2 separate regions of the Mus musculus genome follow, and region 2 is linked to region 1. A link is a contact called in ENCODE Hi-C or POLR2A ChIA-PET data. All regions are on one chromosome and are shown on one strand. The core of a region is the stretch at or near the end of the contact, and the rest is flanking DNA. Distances in the headings are between cores, read along the strand shown.

Region 1 (2,700 bases), core at 48-2,547:
AAGGGGAGAGAGAAAAGAAGGAAGAAAGGAAGAAAGGGAAAGTCAGACAGACAGACAAACCAGGAACAACACTAATTCTTTAAGGAGTGAATTCCACTGAGCAAGGACTAATCCAATTTTGGGTGTCTGATCTAGGGCTGTGCTTCATTGGGGTGTGGCATTAGTCACCCCAATGAGTAACCTAAGAGATCCCCACAAATAAAGCTCTTAAGCGTCAAGAATGCATTTTTCCTACAACTTCAGAGGCTGCAAATCTGAGGTCAAGGTTTGGACAGGGCTGGGCTCACTTTTCAAGGCCCTTTCTTGCCTTCTGGATTCTGCTGACTACATCATAGGCCTTCTGTGGCTTCTGGCTGCATTACACCAATCTCTCCATCCATATGGGGTGGCTCTCTCTTGTTTTCTTTTTAATGATATTGGGCTTTAGATTAGGGATCATTCTAATCCAGAAGGACCTTGTCTTAACTAAATATCTCTAAGTATTCCAAACAAGGTCATATTCTGAAGTTTCAGGTGAGCATGAATTTGGGGGGAGCACTGCCACCCTAGATAGGAGGAGGATTGTCTTGTATCCCATTCTGTCAGTCATCTGCTGTGGTATGCGCAGTTTTGGTCATGCTAAGGTTTGAGAGCTAGCAGGCTTTTGGAAGGCAGACAGATGGCTAACATTTCCTTAGGAACCATGTGGTGAGACCTTGGGGGTTATTCTTGGGATGTGCAGGAACTAACCTTGCTGGCTTCCACATTCTACTGCCTACTGACAGTACATTTAAGAGGAGGTTACACGAAGTCTTCATTTTGCAAATGAAAATGGGAAGGCTTCAAGTGTGATGATCTGGTGGTCACCTAGCTAATAAGCACATAACAAACTGGGGGTCAGACCCAGGTCATGGCTCAGGACTCTTGCCATGTAATTGTTATGTGCCTTTCCCACATATTGGACTTTACTGTCCTCTTTGTGAGTGACACAGAAGGTAGATGGCTCACAGGATGAAGACAATAGAGAAGTGGTGTTCAGCTGGGCTCTTACGATTAACTGTCATGGCTGGCAGCCAGGGGTAGAGTCCCACACCTGTAGAGGCTTCCTGTATCCTAACCATATTTGTCTTCTGTGTTCCCAGTGCCTTCTGCCAGCATGACTCGCCTGATGCGGTCCCGCACAGCCTCTGGCTCCAGTGTCACATCCCTGGAGGGCACCCGTAGCCGCTCCCATACCAGCGAGGGCCCCCGAAGCCGCTCGCACACCAGTGAGGGGTCCCGTAGCCGCTCCCATACCAGTGAGGATGCCCGTCTCAACATCACCCCCAACTCGGGTGCCACCGGAAACAATGCCGGGCCCAAGTCCATGGAGGTGTCCTGCTAAGCAATCTGTGCATCAGTCACCCTGGACTGGTGGCCTCTCCCTTAGCCCCCAACCCTTGCCTGCCACCCTACGCTAATGCGGTATTAATCTAAAGCTGCTTTTGTAAGAATGAACTCTGGCGGTGGCAGACCCAGGCTGTTCTGACTGCCTCCTGGGACCAGGGTGGGTGGTGGTGGACCAAAGGCAAGAAGCAGTTCAGCGTACTGTTCTGCTAACAAGTGGCCTGGTGGACCCTCTCTCTACCCTCAGACACCAAACTGCCAAAACTAAGAAATAGATAGCTGTAACACTGCCTGGCTCCAAGCCCAGGCTGATCCAGCATTCTGGTTCATAGGCGTTTTGCCAACCTGCCTACTTCCTGTTTCCTCCCCACTAAACTCATTCCTGGAAACAAACTTCTGTTTTGAAAGGAGAGAGAGAGGCAGGAAAGTTGGGCGCCTTATTTTAAGTAGAGAAACCAAGAAAGGAAGAGAAAAAAAGGCAGGGTCTAGGGCAGGTAGAGGAAAAACACAACAAGTCTACTAGGCTCACTTGAAGGAATTGATTTTAAAGTTCTGGACACTGAAACCCACAACCTGTTTTTCTGGCAACCTTTTAACGTGCAAGAAAAACTGGTAACAAACCCCAGGCTTTATAGAGAAAGTGATCCAGCAAATGTGGGGCATCAGTGATTTAAGACTCTTGCTATGCAGTCTACTGTACCCCGCTCCCATTCCACAGTGAATGAGTGGATGACACCTCTGTCCCTCGGGAAGATGGTTTTGATTTGTTGTTGCATTCTTTGAGGCAGAGGGAGAACCCAGCAGGTGACAGGGGTCCTTGTCTGGGATGAGTCTTTAGGATGGGAAGGGTGGGGATAGAATGGCCCTGGGATTTTGAGGACTCATGGTAGGGCCAAGTGCTAGAACCTGGTGGGTGTGATTTCATTGATCTGGAATCTTGTGTGACTGAGTCACACCTTGTCTCCCATAATTGATGTCTGGCATTGATTTGAAACTTGATAGCTGAATGTCTCTTAACTGGCCCATCGCTGGTTCTTCAGAGAGAACCGTATGTTCTAGTGGGGGAAGGACTGGTTTTGGGTTCTGTACATTCCACGGGAACTTGCTTCCCTCTCCTGCCCCTCCTGCTGACTGGGTTTGTAGCATTGGCCTCTTAAGCAATGCCAGCCTAATGCCCATGCTCCATACTACTGCCTTTTGATTCTTACTGTGGCTAACCTTGAACCTTTCCTATAGGAAATGTGATCAGATCAGAGACACTTGATCGTTGGGAGTCAGCCCTCAAGGCCTGGCGACTTCCAGGATCTTGGAGTTGCTAGAGGAAAAGTAGTTATG
Region 2 (2,774 bases), core at 18-2,517, 39 kb before region 1:
GCAGGCTCTTAAAGCGGCTCCCTAGATATCCATAGACCAAGAGAATGAGGGTCAGGTTATCTAGAGGAGGGGGGAGGGGAAGGCCACTTGAGTCATAAGGGTTGAGCAGGTGGCGTTGAAACAATGACTGGACTGGGCCTTAGGTGTGACTCAATCTCTCTATAACATGATGTTTTCTTGGTGCTGGGTGCTGAGATTCTCAACGTGGTTTCACATCTGAGCCAATCCGGGCAATGTTTATTTATTTAGTGGGGATGGGGAGCGAGGGGTCTGAGGAAAATGTATGGCACTGTGTTCTTCCTTTCCACTTTGTGGTTTCCGGGCATGGAATTTAGGTCCCCAGGGTTTTGCAGGCCACATGTCTTTACCAGGTGTGCCATCTTGCTGCACCCTTTGAGGAGTTTTTTTTCAAAGCCCCAGTGTTGGGGCACACTCTCAGATTCTAACTAAGCTGCTCTGGGGTGTAACCAGGGTATCCACCTGCTTAAGAAAAGCTCCCTGGAGAGGCTCAGGTGTAGGTCAGGGCGAGAACCCGGTAACAGGCAAGCAGGCCAAGGTTTTAGAACATCACGACAGAAGGAAGATCCATGATTGGAAAGCAAATTCTATGCACGTTCTGGGGACCACAAACTGCAGTCCGTAGAGTGCTTACAGCTGACACAGCGGGCTGGAGCAGCGGGGAAACAGCAGCTCAGAGTAGGAAGGGAGTTGTGGGGCGCCAAGATCAGCAAGAATAAAGGGAGCTAAGCAATGTGAAAGGAGCCTGGAGATAAAGTCTGCCGTCTAGGCTGTAAATGGGGCTCGGGAGTGACTGCGTGGAGACCCGGAGGAAGTGGGGGGTGCCGCCCAGAAGGGCGTGGCGCGGGCAGAGGCTTAGGAAACTCAAAGGCTATAGGGGGGCAAGCGGTCGCGCAGAGAGACACAAGGGAGTCCTTATGCACACGCGCACGAGCGCGCACGGGCACACCACGCTACCACTCGGTGGGCACACGTTCGCTGCACACGCCGCGGTCCCGAGAGCGGATCACAGGGAGGAGCGGCAGGCAGGGCCGGGCAGTCTCTCCAGTCGCGCCCCTGCAAAGGCTTGCGCAACAGGCGGCGGCTCCAGCCCGCCCCGCCCAGCCCAGGCAGGGTGCAGCACGAGGCGGGCCGGAGAAAGGGGTGTGTCCCCGTCTCCTGCTGCGCTGGGAGCAGAGGGTCTGGGAGGGGCGAGGCCCTGGGGGCGGGGCCCCGGCGCCTATAAAATCGCCCTACGCACGCACGGACATAAACAAACCTTGCCAGGCTACCCTCTCGCGTTGCAGGCAGATTGCTCACCCATCTTCGTCTCCCTCTTCACCTCCCGCGGGGCGCTGCACCTCCAACCTTGTGGTTGGCTCCTTTCCGTGCTTGCTTGCTCATTAGGTAAGCCCTCCGGACGCCTTCTTCCTCCGGAGCAAGACAAGGACCCCCAGCAAAGCTTGCTTTCGGGGTGCTACTGGACACCCCGCCCGTCTTTTGTGGCCCTTGCGAAGACCACAACTGGTGGTCTTCGGTGGAACCGGCGCCGGAGGGATAGCTGGCATCACTGGAGCGGGTTTCGATTACTATAAGGCACAAAAAGACGTGTTGGGTCTCGCTTTCTCTCTAATTGGGGAAGTGGGATTAAGGGGTCGAAGTTGGGGCGGAGAGCCTGGGAATACCTGGGTCGCACTTCCTGGCGTCAACCCTGAGCCACAGCTGACTTCTCTGTCCACTGGGCTCAAGGGGACACTTTGTGTGTGCTCTCGCGTGTGAAGGGGTGTGGATGGGTGATGGGGTGACTAGGAAAAGAGCGACTGTAGCGCGTGTATCCAGGGGATGAGTAAGGGTGAGCAGACTTGGCGGGGAGTGTGGAGAAGGGGGCGAGGGTGTGTCTACTCTGGAGCCTGGTCCCGAACCAGTGTGATCTGAGTCCAGGTTCCCATCCAGTCCAGAGCCCAGTGCTCTCTCCAAGCTGTGCGTGTGAGAGAACGTGTGTGTGCTGGGGGAGAGTCCGGGGTGTGTCCCGGCGCGTGCTGCACGCGCCACTGCGAGTGTCGGCGGCGAGAGGAGCCCAGGCAAGGGTGCGGCCCTCTAGGTAGTACCGGGTTGGCTCTGTAACTGCGCGGGAGTGGTGGTTTGTGCCTCCAGGGTCGCGCGGGCATCTGGCAGCCCCAGAGTTGGCTGGAGCTCTGAGTGTCGTCATTTTCGCCTCCGCCTCCCCCCGCCCCACCTCCCTTTCTTTCTCCCAGGCGGTCCTCCCTGCTGTTTTAGCCCGGAGAGCAGCTGGAACCGCTCGTCCGTTCCCGGGAGACCGGTCGCGGTCTCTGATTCAGCCTGTAGGGTAGATTCGGGAGGGGCGTGAGGAATGCTGCAGGCTCTGGGGAAACATGCTGTCACCACCGCCTCTGTCAAATTAGTAGCTGAAGCTAAGATTTGTGGATGGCTTCCTTACTCTGCCACCTTCCGTCTTCCCTTGTCTGTCGCCTTTGCTGGCAGTCATCACGGATCCCCATGCACTGTCCCTTGGGCTTTAATGTGGGAGGACAGGTCGGGGAGGGAAGTCCAGTGGTCCGTGTCCTAGAACAGCCTTCAGCTCTCCCTCACAGACTTCCTGGGCAGGTCAGCTTATTTGAGTCCTTGAAACTCCTGAAGAAGATGGGAAATTCAGGACAGCCAATGTTCCCCCCCCCCTTACCCCCTTCAGTGATCTCCTACACCACCTAAAGTGAACGGACAGGCGCTAGCTATGGATTTCAAGGCAAATCTTTCAG

What was found. Hi-C counts contacts between places; a loop is a spot of excess contacts on that map. ChIA-PET counts read pairs that join two places held with the same protein, here RNA polymerase II (POLR2A).
Region 2: a map of heart shows a loop between it and region 1 (2.9-fold over the local background). The contact joins the promoter of Ndrg1 here to the enhancer-like site in region 1. A Hi-C loop is called at or near these places in 3 of 37 maps with a recorded cell type or tissue (all heart). POLR2A ChIA-PET finds 5 or more read pairs at or near these places in 1 of 5 experiments (Patski).

The regions. Positions count from the first base shown.
Region 1 is chr15:66,929,530-66,932,229 of GRCm38, reverse strand. Ndrg1 (N-myc downstream regulated gene 1) reads left to right here. Exons shown (of 16, transcript NM_008681.2): 16 at 1,122-2,700. The coding sequence ends at 1,363. Among named protein-coding and RNA genes, the nearest start is that of Ndrg1, 39 kb to the left of the region's middle. Within about 2 kb of position 1,297, at least 2 of the 3 ENCODE cell types and tissues checked have a DNase peak (open chromatin) inside an H3K27ac peak, as active enhancers do; they include heart, where a contact is called at or near this core.
Region 2 is chr15:66,968,134-66,970,907 of GRCm38, reverse strand. It overlaps Ndrg1 (N-myc downstream regulated gene 1), which reads left to right and starts at 1,267. Exons shown (of 16, transcript NM_008681.2): 1 at 1,267-1,404. Gm2895 (a long non-coding RNA gene) reads right to left here and starts at 1,260. Exons shown (of 3, transcript XR_875396.3): 1 at 1-1,260.